Regions from separate parts of the Homo sapiens genome. Here region 1 is linked to region 2. Evidence: chromatin loops called from intact Hi-C (ENCODE). Cell type or tissue: mammary epithelial cell. All regions are shown on one strand.

Region 1 (8,000 bases), 79 kb after region 2:
TGAAAAAGGGATGTCCTTCCTGCTGCTCAAGTCTCATTTTATAGGATAGAATGGATTCATTCTCATTTTTGAATGGAGCTGTAATTAACATGGTTCCTTTTGTTTAACAACCTCAATTTACATAGTACCTGCTCATTCCAGAGCATCGTTACTGGTAGCACAGCTTCATTGACTGATGTCTGAGGGCTCTGGGAATAGTGTTTGTTAATTATCTGCAGCAAACCAGGTAACTAAGGGGAGGTTCTGCTACTATGACTTTGATGAAAGTAGCACTGATGATTTTTTTAATTGCTTAATGATAGATTTGATCATCTTAAAGCAAAATAGAATACATACTCAGCTACTGAGAAGGTAGTGTTAAAACATAATTGCTTAAACACAAACATACACGCACGCAGACACACACACACACACGCGCACGCGCGTGCATAGGCCCTGCATGGTCTTTAGCTATATTTCTTTAAGAATATGTTAAGTTTACCTTCAGTTGAGATGAATGTATAATTTTTTAAAATAATGTCATCAAGTGCCTGTAAATATTTTATGGTACATAGTAAATGCTAATGTCCTCAGAGGCCAAGGAGGCTACTGTATGAAGCAGTCTAATGTTGGGGACTTAGGCAAAATGGAAACAATATGATCTGCTTAAAAGCATTTAAATTTCTATTGTTTTGGGTTTTTTAAAACGTTATTCTGGGGGCAGGATGGGAATACATCTGTGGGCCTTATTTGGCCCCGTGCTCTAGTTTTCTTATATGCTCTCTGGAGTCACTGAATTCTAATTTGTTGTTGTTGTTGTTGTTTTTGAGACAGAGTCTCGCTCTGTCACCCAGGTTGGAGTGCGGTGGCATGATCTCGGCACACTGCAACCTCTGCCTCCCAGGTTCAAGCGATTCTCCTGCCTCAGCCTCCTGAGTAGCTGGAACTACAGGCGCACGCCACCATGCCCAGCTAATTTTTGTGTTTCTAGTAGAGAGGGGTTTCACCCTGTTGGCCAGGATGATCTCGATCTCTTGACCTTGTGATCCGCCCTCCTCGGCCTCCCAAAGTGCTGGGATTACAGGCGTGAGCCACCATGCCCGGCCCAAGTTCTAATATTTTAAAGCCAAGTGGCACTAAAGATCATCTAGTCTAAGAGTCTCATTTTACATTTAAGGAAACTGAGGCCCAGAGAAAGGGAATGTTTTACCTAAATTAAACCCCAAGTGAATACTTCTTGATTTCTTTCAGTTTGCCTTAAAGACAAAGGAATTTGGAGATCATTTTAGAGTTGGTTGTATTTCTGCATTCTCCAATACAGTGACCGCTAACCACATGTAGGTACTGAGCACTTGAAATGTGGATAGTGCTACTGAGGAACTAAAGTCTTATTTTATTTTATTAATTGAAATTTAAATAGCCCCATGTGGCTAGTGGGTACTGTGTAATATTGCAGAAAGAAACTCAGAAATTAAGGTTTTTATCCCTAATTTGTTACAGCCTACCTTAAATAAATATGCTACTTTACATAAAACTCAAGAGCCAGTCAACAGAATACTTCTGTTTACCTCCTCTTCATCTTTTGTGCTAGTTTTCATACATTTCACTTCTGCATGTTATCACTATTTTTATTTTAAACGGTTACTTTGAAAGAATATAAGAGAAAAAGAAATGTTTTTATTTTTATTTACTTATTTATTTATTTTTGAGACAGGGTCTCAGTCTGTCACCCAGGCCGGAGTGCAGTGGCATGATCTTGCCTCACTGCAACCTCCGCCTCCTGGGTTCAAGTGATTCTCCCACCTCAGCCTCCCAAGTAGCTGGGACTACAGGCATGTGCCACCACACACGGCTAAGTTTTTGTACTTTTTGCTAGAGATGGGGTTTCACCAAGTTGGCCAGGTTGGTCTCGAACTTCTGACCTCAAGTGATCCGCCCTCCTCGGCCTCCTAAAGTGCTGAGATTATAGGCACATACCATCACCTGGCTAATTTTTGTATTTTTAGTAGAGACAGGGTTTTGCCATGTTGGCCAGGCTGATCCAGAACTCCTGTCCTCAAGTGATTCACCCACCTCAACCTCCCAAAGTGCTGAGATTACAGGCATGAGCCACGCACCTGGCCTGCTTTTATACTTATCCACAGATTTACCATTTCTGATGTTCATCATTCTTTCTTGTACATTCAGGTTTCCATCTAGTGTCATTTGCCTTCAGCCTGAATTATTTCCCTTAACATTACCTGCAGCTTAGTTCTGCTGGGTAATATTTTTTGGTTATCAAAGAGTATTTTTATTTCATCTTAATTTTTGAAGGCTATTATTGCTGGACGTGGAATAATAGAATGACCTTTTATTTTTTCTTTTAGCACCTTGGAAAGTTGTTCCATTGTGTGTTTGTATTGTTTCTGATGAAAATTCAGGCTTCATTCTTATTATTGTTCTCCTGAATGTATCTTTTTTTTCTGCTGTTAAGTTTTTTTTTTTTTTTTTTTTTGAGAGGAAGTCTAGCTCTGTCACCCAGGCTGGAGTGCAGTGGCACAATCTCGACTCACTGCAACCACCACCTCGCAGGTTCAAGTAATTCTCCTGCCTCAGTCTCCTGAGTAGAGTAGCTGGGACTACAGCACCCACTACCACACCCAGCTAATTTTTGCATTTTTAGTAGATACAGTGTTTCGCCATGTTGACCAGGCTGGTCTTGAACTCCTGACCTCAGGTGATCCACCTGCCTTGGCCTCCCAAACTGCTGGGATTACAGGCATGAGCCACTGCACCCAGCCAAGATTTTAAATTTATCTTTAGTTTTCAGAAATTGGACTGTGACATGACTAGGTGTGGTTTTTATTTATTTCTCTTGCTCAGAGGTTGTTAAACTTCTTTGATCTGTGGATCGGCTTTTTACAAAAATACAGATTGGAAAAGTTTGACTGTTAGTTCTTCAGATATTTATTCATACCGTTTTTTTGTCTCTAATAATCTCTTTTTCTGGGAGTCTAATAACATGTATGTAAGACCACTTGTTATAACCTCACAAGTTATTGATGCTATGTTCATTTTTTTAACTTTTTTTCCTCCTTCAGTTTGGATAATTTCTATTAACTATGTTCATGTTCAGTGATCCTTTATTCTATAGCGAAGGATATTCTATGTGGTATACCTAGTGAATTAATTTCAAATGTTATATTTTTATTCTACAATTTTATTTGGTTTCTTTTTAGAATTTCCATTTGTTTCTTGATAAACTCGTATTTTCACCGATTATGTTTACCTTTTCCTATAAATTCTTTAACACAATTATAATAGTTCTAAAATCTTTATGTGCTAACTGTAGTGACTAGGATCTATTGGGATACTCATATAGACTGTATTGTCTCTTGATTATTCTTTTTTCCTGTTTTTTTGCATGTCACAATTTTATAGTATTCCACACACTGTATAAAAAAGAACAAGGGAATCTGAAATATAACATCCTGGGTTTGTTTTTTTCCGAAAACATTTGACACTGTCTTGTATTTAGATAATAGAAGGAGCCGATTCTCCCAAAAGTTGAGTTGGTGCTGAGCTGAAGCTGTAATAAGATTGGATTCATCCGTGATTAGTGCACTCCCAACCTGTGTTTATGCTTCTTCTTACAAACAAACAAACAAACAAACAAACAAAACATATTGTCAATGTTTGAGCTGGAGTTGGTTGATCTGCAGTTGCAGATATTTTTGGGTTCACCTTTAGACTCAACTCTGACGGCGTCTTAAAATATAAGCACACAAGAATGTGTGGGAATATGTGATTTCTCTTTACTGACGAGCTCCTTCTTTATTCCCTCTTATTTGGCAAATTTGAAGATTTGGGGAGAAATATCAGACCAAGCAATTTGTTTTTGTGTTTAGAGTTCATCTAGATTCCGTTCTGTTTTGTAAGCCTACATCATCATTTAATGTTTGACTGATTTCTCTCATCCCTATAAATCCTATCTATGGCAGGCTCATTCTCAGAGCAGGTACTTGCCCTATATCGAAGTTGGTATCAAAGTTGCCACAACTGTTTGCTCCTACACAAAGTACTTGTTTCTCTCTAGAATTCATCAGAGCTTCTTTGCATCTACTTACTTCCTCCAGAAAAGTTTAGTAATTATTTTGTCTGGGTTTTTCTTGTTTCCATGGGAATGGTAATTTGCATCTTTCTGTGGCATCTTTCTACATCGTAACTGGAAGCAGAAGTTCCTCACATGTCTTAGGTTGTCAAATAATGAAAGATGTTGAAAGAACTCTCTTTTCCATTGTGATATTTTTCCAGATATCAGAAATTCAAAAGGCTCTTCATGCCTGAGTAACATCAATACAGAGGATAACCTAGCTATTCAGGGCATGATAGCTGAGTCAGTGCCCAGGAAGCTATGCTAAATGCCAAAGAGTGACTGACCCAACCACTCCATGATCAGATCCCTCCTGAGAAAGCTGTGTGTCAATCCCTCTGCTTCCTGAAGCAGCACGTTTTCTACCTTCATTAGACTCCGTGGCCAGAAGTTCCCAAGTCATGTCCAAAATTCAGTGCTCCAAATTGTTAGGAAATATTACTTCAAGGTTTTTCATCTGGTTGGTGTTCTGCAATACATATATGAAAACACACGCTTCAGCATAGCTCTTTTGCAGAACTCCTGCACTTCACAAAAGTCCTTATATGCAAACAATAGTTGTGTAACTGTGAATGTCTTTTATCTGCTACTAAAATTGTTGGTGAAGTTTTCAAGTACCAGAAGATAACCTTACCTTCTCTTAGTTCTTTAAAGACCCAACTTGCTGTTTTCACTTTTTAAAATAATTCGCTGGATACCACATTCTTAACAAAGTTTATGAAAAGAAAAATAAATATAGGTGTGCTGAGGAATAATCACTGTCTTCTGGAGAGTGTCCTGCATATTCCAAATGACTAATTTTTAAAAATGTTTTGAATGTATCAAATGGGACATTTCCTGGTGAATTAGATTTGAGGCTCGTTCCCTTTCAGCCAGTTTATAACATGATGTGAGCTTCAGTCAGTCCTAACTTCTTATAGAGAATATTTTGATCTGCTCACCTCCGAAATACAGGTCTTATAAATTTTTTTTAAAAAAAAGAGTTCATGTTAGTCCTATGTTAGACTTATACTGTTGTTCAGATGGTATTATTATTTTATGAGTGGAGAGACATGATGCTTTCAGTGATATAAGCTCTTCAAACTAAATCTTATTTTCATGATGTCAGGCCAGTCCTTTAGGAAGTATCTTGCTAGATTTGAAGTTACCTGATTCTTTCTCAATTTCTTTATGAGGCAGGAAAGTATTCAATGGCTATTGTGTATATCTTCCAAAAGATTGAAAAGTAAAGGAAATGTTAGCCAAAAACCCTTTTGCACGTGTGTTTCTCTATAAAAAGGGGCTATGGATCAAGGATATGATTGATTCTGGGTAACTGTAAAAATGAAAATTCATTTTATGTGTTTGAGAGCTCTACTCCCAGGATGATTCCCAGGACCACTGTGGAAAGGAGAGAAGTAGAGGAAGGAGCTCTTCCTTCCAGGAATTCGTTTATCATGCTCATACTGACATAGAGAATTCCAGCATACACCATCAGTTTTCATTGCCTTGTTATGCTTCCCATTGTTTCTTAATCTCAAGAAGACCCTCGCAGTCAACAAGTATAATATTTATAAAATTTATGATTTCTCAAATTATTTCAAGAGCAGCAGTATGGCTGTTCCATTCTTAAGGCCCTATGGAAGTTAAAGAACTGAAAATTTAAATATCACATCTGCCATTGGCTTAGGCCTCTGAGCTTGTGTTCTTTCTATTATGGTGTTTTTGGTGAATGCTTACATCTTCAGTTAAATTATTCAAGAAAAATAAACCTAACGATGTTTCTAATTATTTAATGAAATAATCGCTAAACCCAAGATAGTCTATATTTAAAAAATCCCCTCTAATTTGTTGTCTTGTTTTGTTTTGGTTCAACTAGAAGAGTGGGCCCCACAGTGGGGGAAAAAAAAAAAAAGCCCACATAAGTTTATTCACATGAATTTTTTTTCATTCCGTAATAGTAATCATTGTGATATATTTGGCCTGAAATTTTCTATATTAGAGCATTAAAATGGAAGATAGCAAGTTAGAAATGAAAAAAGAATTGTGTTTCCAACAGTGCATGACATTTGGGTGTTACGACCGGGATGCATACGCTCTTGCCAATATCTCTTCTCTTGCTAGATGGAGTTAGTACTTGGGATGCTGAGCTATGTCTAGGGAGGCAAGGAGATTGTGGGAGTGGTTTATAACTCCTGAAAAGACCCAAATCTTTACTTCCTGTTTGTTGATTCCTTCAGTAGCAGACTGTAGGTCCACTCAGAGTAGAGTTTTCCCCTCGGCGAACCTGATAGAAGGATGAATCTATTACCTGCTTTCTGATGTTGACTTCTCCAATGCTACACTGGATGGGCTTTAAGAGCAAGAATAGGTCGCAAACTTTATGCATACTTTATTTAATTCTTTTATTTCTTCATTCTTTCCACAGATACTTACAGGGGATATGATACTGGCCACAGACACAATAGTAATAACGTATTTCCTCTTCATTTTAGATTACATGTTATAATACCATCAATCTGAACAGGAGAAAATCTGATATAAATAGTATTTTGCTGAAATAATTGCAGTGTTCATGGTGCTCATATATATTAAAAGTTTTAAGTGAAAAAATGAATTATAATTGCTATATTATGTTGATAAAAGAAATCCAATGGAATAGTAATAACAGTATGACAAATTTGAATATTGTTGTGCAAGAAAAGAAAAAAATTCAACTTCAGTTGTTTCCTCCTTCTCCATTATTGATATCATCTTCCACTGCTGTGATGCTTCCACTAGGAGCCACATATCTTACCCAATTTTACCTTAAGGATAAATTGTATGGGGTTAATAATAAAGAGCTGGAATAAGTCTAAGAGGAGCTACTATACTGGGAAAGAATGTTAAGAATTTGTATGCTGTCAAAAATATATTTATGATAGTGTATGTAACTGTTTTCTATGAGTTGGATTTTCTGCCATGAAAGGAATATGCAGTGCTTTTTCTGATGTGCTTTGAAACACAAATTCTTCTGTTAACACTTGTCTGTAACTCTTCTGTAACACTTCTTTAACTGCTTGTTCCTCAGTGCTGGCATGGAAGCTCCATGAGTGCAAACACTTGATGTTGATTCCTGGCCATATCCCTGGCACCTGTACCTGGCACACAGTGGGGATTCAATGATTCTTTGTTGAATGCTCTGAATCTTACATACTGTATCATGACATGCCTTTATATGGTACCCTATAGCTTCCACAACATTTTTACTTAGGCTACCTCATTGGATCATAACATCAACTTGGTGAGAAAGGCAGGACAGATATTTTATCCTGTGAATAAGATTTTAGCTCAAATGGGCTACAACAAGACTAAGATAGGAGAGTGGCAAAATCATAGTAGTCCAGTGATGTTCTTATATCAATCAATTATCATTCAATAAATGCTTATTATTGTTGTAGGCTAGTCACTGTGCTAAATATTGTAACTGAATTACCTTATTGAACTCTTACAACAATCTCATGATATAGTACTATTATTATTATTGTACCCATTTATGGATAAACTGAGGCACAGTGAAGTTAGCCACACAGCTAGTAAGGGCCAGCACTGGGATTTTGGGTCAGGCAGTGTGAGTTCACAGCCAAAGCTCTCAATGTGGCCTAACTACTGCTCTATATTTTTAGGGTGTCCTTTAAAAAAAAAAGTCTAGCAGTGTGCATATATGAGCCAAATAACTACCATGGTGACTTCTTACTAACATCATTAAATTACTTGTTATTATTATAATAGATGCTTGTTTGAATGCTTATATGTTTATAAGCCAGAGATGATTGTTGTTATAGGTATGAGTAAAGAGACAATGCAAGAGGGAAAAGGAGAGAGAGATGTAGAACAAGGTAGTCAGATATTGCCAAGATTATAAGAGAGG
Region 2 (8,000 bases):
CAAAGGCCCAGCTGAGGTTAGGAAGCATTAATGTGTATTGGGCTCAATAACATGGTTTCACAGTTCTCCCCAGGATTGCTTGGCAGACCAAGAATGGAAGCCAAGAAAGTGAACAGTGGAAAGTTGATGCCTTTTGAGAACTAGCAGACTAGGAGTGACAGGAGAACAAAGAGGGAGTGACTGTAGGGTAGTAGGGAGTGCAAAGTTGAAATGGCTAACTGTGGGAGGCAGGCCAGATGGGGAGGCAGTGAAAGGCCAAATCAGGGTGACAGATAGGAGGAAAAGGGGGGCATCAGGTGATTGACATTTCACAGTGTGCATAGAGAACCAAGAAGGGAAAGAAGGAATGTGGGAGTCTGGTTGACTAAATGGAGATTTTGAGAATTTCAAGATTTTGAATATAGAATATTTAGGAATAACTACGTACTGGAATTACGAATGTACATGTCTTCTTAGAGGGCAGTGTATATAGCCTGATAGTCCATAGCAATAGATTTGGATCTGAACCCAAGACCTACTAGCATTTATACACCATATGATCATGCTAAATATAAGTTTGCATTTCCCACATGCACCCTGCATAGTTCCTAGGAAGATCAACTCTATGGATCACACCAGTGGGCTCCGCATGCCTTCTGGGTTCCAGTTAGGTCACCCCGTGGGAGCTCTGGCAGAAGATGGAACACAGGGAGGAGAGTGTAGTCCAGGTATGAATTCACTTGGTTCTCTTCCTCTGGGATTGCAGTGGGCTGGCTGCATCATTCTCTCTGCATAGCCCTTTCTTTCAGAGTCCTGATAACTCCTCCCTCCCTTCCCATATTCAAGCCTAGGGGTGATAACTTGTCCACTGTTACTTGCCCCAGGTTAGTGTGCCAGGCCTTGTGGTTTCCCACGCCTTTTAAATTATCTCTGTTACAAGGTCTGCTTAAATTACCAATTTGAGTATGTGGTCTGATTTTTATTGGGACTCATAAAAATCACCTTGTGTAAGTTACTTAGGCTTTCAGCCTCACTTTTCTAATCTGCAAGATTGAGATAACAGAAGTACCTACCTTGTGGGTTTGGTAGACAAATTAGATGTGATAATGTGAAATCCTTATACAATGCAAGGTATATATTAATAGTAAGCTCTTGATAAATTATGATGATGATGATTGATTATGATGATGATGATGCAGATATAGACACTGGAATTTCCATTTATGTTTATAGAGATCTATAGATCAGCGACAGCATTCCTGTTAGCAAATAGCACTTCCTGATGCGTCTTCATCAATGGCAGAATTTAAGGGGCAAATTGAAGAGGGAGGACACTAGCCACCTCCATAATCTCTATTAGCACCTCCCCTGAAAGGCACTTTAGGTTGATAGTATCACAACCTAATATGTGGAAAGAAGAAACTTAATAGGCAAAATGCTCTAAACTACAATTGGAATATCTTTACTATAACATCTAAGTAAAAATAACATGTTTGATGTGCAAATGCAACTTCACGGCAATATCTCTGACTTACCTCCTTGACACACCTTTCTGTCTTGATGCTAATTTCTGTCTTAGTCAGCTCAGGCTACCATAACAGAATACCACAGGCTGGGTGGCTTAAACAACAGAAATTTATTTCTCCAGTTCTAGAGGCTGGAAGTCTGAGATCAGGGTGCCAGCATGGTGGAATTCTGGTGAGGACTCTCTTCCTGGCTTGCAGATGGCTGTCTTCTTGCTCTGTCGTGGAGTTAGAAAGAGAGAGAAGGACACTCTCTCCTGTCTCTTCTTATGCGGGCACTAATCCATCATGCAGACCTCGATCCCATGACCTCATGACCTCCCCAGTGTGCATTCTCCAGATATATTACATTGGGGATTAGGGTTTCAATCTATGAATTTTAGTGGGCAAAGACATTCAATCCATAGAATTCACCTCTTGTTCCCCCAAATATATGTTCTCCTCACATGCCAAGTACATTCCTTCCACCCCAGCAGCCCCCAAGGTCGCTGTTAAGTATGGAAATTGTGGAACCATCTCTGGTCATCTTGCTTGTGAGCCCTTCTCCAGATCTCATGGTGACATAGCTAGTGGAAACCTTTGAGGGCATGGCTGTGCCTTTTAGGTGGTAGAAAAGTAGTGATTTTAAAGACTTGTGGTCCAAGAATGACTTTGGTAGAGAGGAAACTCCAAAACGCTTACCTTGTTAAATTTGTTATGACCTAACAAGGCAATACTTAAACTTGAAGTGTTCTAAATTATTAATCTATAATAGTGATGCCATCTTATACTTGATTAGTGCCTTTTAACTTAAACGTGTTTTTAGTCACTTTTTTAACGTATAAATATTATTATATTGTAAATATAACTCCTCTGTGAGGTCAGCCACCTGGAGACCACCACTGTGCACCAGCTTTGAAGAACACCAGTAAGTATCTCTTGGCTGTAAAAAACCTCCAAGAAAATAAGACCCTCTAAATCTCCATCAGTGACCTGCCCAGCTTTACCACTGACCATGATGCCCAGGAAGGGAGGCACGTTTGCTGATACATGTATTCAATACTAGAGCAGTTCTGTAAACTCTTCCCAAATCGTTTAAGTGGTTTCATGTTTCATGTCTTATATGCATGTGGGCATCTTATAGAGATAAAGAAAGGAAAGGGGAGCGATAAAAGGATAAGCGATGATCAAGAGCAGAGTTCTTGGAGCTCAACTCGTACTTTCATGATTCTCTTGTGCCTTCTGGCCCTGGGTGCTGATAATAACAGCAGAGGATTTGTATGGCTTTACTCACCTAGACACCATATGTAGTTTTAAGCCCGGATAACAACTTCGGTTTGGTAATGTCTTCTTTTTCATTTTCTCAGGTCCCTAAGTTTGATTTTAGAAAACCCTCAAATCTGAAGGCCATTTCTCTGTTGGATATGTTTGTGTGTATATCCGCTTTATCAGGAATGCGGTTGCATTCAGGTCTGTTGTCCTAAGCGCCTTTGTTTGTGGCTGCATTCCATGCAGTTCCGTCTTTCAGTCCTATGTATTTACTAACTATTCAAATGCCTTGTGGTATTCACACACAGATTATGTAAAATAAAAAAATACATTATTAAGGCTGTGGGTGCTGTGAATGGATTATTACAATTTGCCTATCATGGTAATGGCACCTGTTAGAGGTGTGATACAAAAGGCAGTGACAGGCAGTGTAATTTAGTAATTGTGGCCATTGTACTGTATGGCTGGTCAGTTCACCAGGCAAGTACAAAGGAAGCAGTGTTATAGCAGAGCAGGGGTGGGTACGCTTAATAGAGAGAGCTAGTTGTGTACTGAAAGAGACTTTTGGTGGAAGGCTAACTCCCAGGGGGCAACTTAGAATGAGTTGAAAAGAATGAACAAAAGTACAAAAATGGTACAGGTTTTCCTATTTCAGCTCTTAAAGTGACAGACGAGTTACGTTGGTGCACATTGCCAGCACTTTCTCTTACTGCCAAAACAGCTTTTTTCTCCCAGAATACCCAAAGTTGCCTTGTCATATGGCAGTCACATATAATGTTCTCTTTTCTTCTCCTGTATGTAAAACACATTGTGTCAAAGTTCAGATCTAATTGGCATAGGGGCAAATGCACTGTATTCAAGAAAACCATTTGTTTAGCATCTACAATAGTATTTAAAGAGCACATAAGTAAACAGATTCAGAAGGGATATAGATTTATGTATCCTTTTTCATTAATTCCCCTCCTCTCCGTAGTATTATTATGGTAGTATTTTGGGTGGTTTTGCTACTAGTCTGGACATTCTAGCATCCTGCAAGTCATTGTAATTAAGGCAGAACTTTGACATCAGAATAGATAACAGAAATTAACAGTCAGAATTTATGGTACATATTTTCTCCTTGCCTTCTTGTGAACTCTGGAAGTCAAGCCATTTTTCAGGGCACTACTGAGAAATACTTCAGAGGAGGAATGAGTAAGAGCACAACGAAAAGGATCAAGCATGCCAAGATGACTTTTGTATCACAAAGTAATATATTGTGGGTTCACTTCTGGAGAGAAGATGAGCTGACTACTGGGCATCGCTCGCCTGTCAGGTATGCTTCCAACATACAGGCATGCGCCATTGGAAGCAGCAGCTTCCTCCACAGCTGACTTGCTTGCCTTAGTTTTCTGACCCAATTCAAATTGTGACCGACAACAAACTAAGCTTCTCAGATCAGACATTGACTGCGTCTTATGGACCAGCTACTGTACTAGACTCTTGATAAGCATTTCCTCCTTTAATCTTTGCACCAACCCGTGGAGTATAGATAGAATTATTGTCCCCATTCAACAGAGAAGGAAATGTAGGCGCAGGAGGTTCCATAGCCTCCTTACATGCAGTGAGTTGGGATAGCATATTCACATTCTCTCTATGGAGAGAGATAGTGAGGGGCAGGTACCAAAATAGTACATTTAAATCTGTAGTCTTTTGAAGTAAAATAACCATGATGTATTTAGAATGTTATTTGACAGGCTTTTGAAAACAGAATTGTGAAAATTAGTCAGAAGACTCTGGAATCTTAACATGGAGTAGTATCTGCATTTTGTTGCAGAAGTCATTTTAATAACAAGGATTACACAAACTAGCTTCTTTAATTGAGGGTGGATCAACTTATGTAGAATATATAATGCTACTGGGAACCATCCCAGTTTTAATAAAGGGCCACACAGAAGAAAATGTATGCTACAAAATGTCGATTCACATCTCCTAACTTGTGTAAACAGTGTCGCAGACAGTACGAGACATGAATGGGCGAGGTGCACCACTGTTATGAATCACTCCAGCAGGGCTTTGGCCATCAGCCTGATGAAACAGGCATGCCACTTAGGATGCCAACTGAATAGATTCAGTTGTGTGATATTTAAAACATGATTTTGTACTTTTTGCTGCTCAGAACAGCTATTACAGCTTGTTACTTTTTTTTTGCACCAGTTTTGACATCTGAACATTCTTAACTGAAAAAGAATGTCATTTTCATGAAAGAACTTTCTGTACAATAAAGTTAGCATTTAGAGTCATCCTAACATATGCAATGATTTGCCAAGCTTGAATATTCTTATAGGCATAAGTTTCCTTTTCTACTTCCCAGAAATCATTCCAAAGTTTGCAGAGAAGGCACAGGGAAAGATATGGGAGTTTATTTCTGGCATCAAGTGGTACAGAGAAACAACAAAAGATTGTGGATTTCTTTTTTTTTTTTTTTTTTTTGGTTGTGTCACATACACCCTCGCCGCCTCTTTGCACCATGTCGGTAACTTTGGAAAGAATTAGCATATTGACATAGAGTACATAAACAGTATTCCAAAACTGTAATATAGCATTCTAGCATAAAAAGTGTTGGGTGTTTCGGACAGACAGAAGCTGAATCAGAAATCAACATTATCTAGCCTTAAAGATTGCAGTTACTTCTGATAAAACCACTTGGGCTTCCTCAGAGGTCAAGGATGTGCCTGCAAACCCATGTGCTCATCAGACTGTTGGAGTCAAGTCCTCTGTTTGTATACAGTGTATAAATGGTAATATGGGTAAACACTGCCCTCTCAAACCACATAATTACGTCGATTGCTGAAAAAACCCAGAAATGTACCAAAATATCACAGGGAAGCTATTTCTAACACGACTTTGCTCTTTATGGCTAAGTGGCATAAAGAGTGGCTTTTTTTTTTTCCTTCTAAATTATGTGTTCTTGTTTCAAGCATTGAGATGATGCAAAACAGATTTTTGTGGCAACATTCTTTTTCGCAGCCAAAAAAGCATTCAAGGAAGCTCTGTACTCCTCCTTGGTTGCTATTTATTCTGGACCTTTTGTATTATCCGTGTAAACTCATTTCATTTTAAAATAAGAACTAACCTTCTTTGGGTTGTTTTTCAGCACTGCTAATAGTGCCAATAAAATAGCTAATTATGGTGCGAAGTGGGCGTTTTTAAATGATTCGTTAAAACTGAGAAGGAATAAGTGAACATTACAGGTGCAAAAGAGAACCTTTTTCCTTAGTTTTCCTGCAATCCTCTGTATAAAGCCTATTTTCAACAGAGACCCACTAGTTTTTCAACTGGATAAAATAAAGGATAATTTTGACATTGCATGTGACCTGTAATCTCAAAAGCAAGTAATACTTTCTCAGTCTTCCTTATCTCTTTTTGTCCTCTCTTCATCCTTTCCTCTTCTTTCTTTGTTCCTGCTGCCTCTCTGTGTACCCCGCTGCCTCCTCTAGCCGATCTCCTTAGAAACAATTGTGGTTAACAAAGTCGGAAGTCAAAACAGTTACTCTCATAGCCATGGTAAAAAAGACCAAAGTAAACAAATTCAGAATTTCTCATTTCCAACATCTCCATTTTGCACATCCTATTATTATAGCACTTAGTTTTAGGGTAACCACTGGTGATTTAGTCGTCTAAAAATGGCCAGTGGTTTTGAGCAGCAAACATGTTTCATTCTTTCATGGACCTTGAAATTTAAACTCAGAAATTCCACATCCATAAACTTAGCTTGTTCTAGCACTATTCATTTATATATGTAAGTTCACATTTTCATTTGTTTGTCTTTGACTTTCCTAGGCATTGCATTTAGGATCTGAGTAGGGTTTTGTATGTTTCAGTTGGGCCCTGACACTATGTATGGAATATATATTTCTTTTACAGGGATCAACATCTGTTGCTGCAATAATGTTTTAATTAAATAAAATTTGTGGGAAATTATGACTTTTCTGCTTGTGCTACTTCCAAAAACATGCCCAAGGTTTCGTAGCTCTATAAATGTTCTGAGTAAACATTGTTTTCCAAAGATTCATTTCACAAATTTAATACTTGCCATGTACCTACTGTTGCAGTAGTTAGTCACTGTGGAAAACTTCAGAAGTGTATATTGTATGTTCTTGCCCCAAAGAGCTTATAACATAGGAGAAGGAAAGTTAAACAATACCAAATTAAAAGCTGGCATAAAAAAATAAGTCAAACTGTGACTAAGAGAAAGTAATTGGAAAGAATATTAAATTAAAAGGACTCCTTTACATTAATGAAGCAAAAAGGAGAGAAAGATAATAAACTTTGATGAAGACCAAATGGCTATGTTAAACAGAATTTCTAAAATTTGATATCAAAAGGTACCTCTGCAGAAAATGTTGAATATTTACTACTATTTAAGTTGCACTTCTTGGACAACTAAATGTAATGACATTACCTATGCCTGTTCCCATAATTTGAATATTAATTAGCAAATGTACAGATACAATTAGAACTAAGAATTAGACTGGAATTATAAAAATAGATTACAAAAAATTAGTAAGATTTTCATAAAGGTTTTTTCCCCTCAGTATTAGGGGAGAAAATGACTTTTAGACTTCCTTCTTCTCCTCCCTCCCTCCAAATTCCTGGACTGTTTGAAGTGCTTCTGCTGCCTTCTTACATTCTTAATGCAGTACTTTATTCAAGAGAAGTGGTTTTTTTTTTTTACCCTTAACTTATGCTTTGTTGGTTTTAGTAAATTAAGGTTTAAATGCCACTTCTTTCCCATTGAAATGAAATTAAAAACCACTGCTACTCTGATGTCATAAAGGAAAAATGAAGTGGATTAAGATGGCAAAATGTGTAAAGAAAACCTGATGGGGCTTTTAAAGGAGCTTGTGCAGTATCTTCTAACTTGAACTTAGCTTCAATTGTGTGTTCAGCTTCTCTACATTGAGCTTAAGTTTTATGAAAAGAAAAAGGTAGACAGGCAACAGAAATATATAAATGAAAATCTAAGTGGCCTAGAGCAAAAAGCAATAAACTATAGTTTGTTTTTCCAGCTAATCTAAAATAATTGTAATTGGGCCATACCATTATGAAGTTTTTTTTTCTCTTGAAACAATAAATAAATAAAAACTTAAAATGCCTAATTTTTAAAGCAAGGCAGTAACAAAAGTAGTCAATATAATAAATTTCAGAGTATCACTTCACAGTAGTATATTTGTAGGAAGTACTACTTGTTGAATATTTGAAGTCATTCAG

The links. Peaks named below come from ENCODE experiments on the same cell type or tissue, not always from the same donor. Only the 100,000 strongest peaks of a DNase experiment are listed, where the experiment ranks them.
Region 1: a loop joins it to region 2, with 6 times the contacts of the local background. A loop is called at or near these places in 2 of 110 quality-filtered maps.

What each region holds. Positions count from the first base shown.
Region 1 is chr10:112,659,313-112,667,312 of GRCh38, forward strand. The region is part of intron 5 of VTI1A (vesicle transport through interaction with t-SNAREs 1A); the gene reads left to right. Among named protein-coding and RNA genes, the nearest start is that of MIR4295, 29 kb to the left of the region's middle. In mammary epithelial cell, no CTCF peak of the experiment used is centred here; a DNase peak (open chromatin) is centred at 4,399; H3K27ac peaks cover 1,078 bases.
Region 2 is chr10:112,580,465-112,588,464 of GRCh38, forward strand. All of the region lies in intron 5 of VTI1A (vesicle transport through interaction with t-SNAREs 1A), which reads left to right. Among named protein-coding and RNA genes, the nearest start is that of MIR4295, 50 kb to the right of the region's middle. In mammary epithelial cell, no CTCF peak of the experiment used is centred here; a DNase peak (open chromatin) is centred at 4,777; H3K27ac peaks cover 598 bases.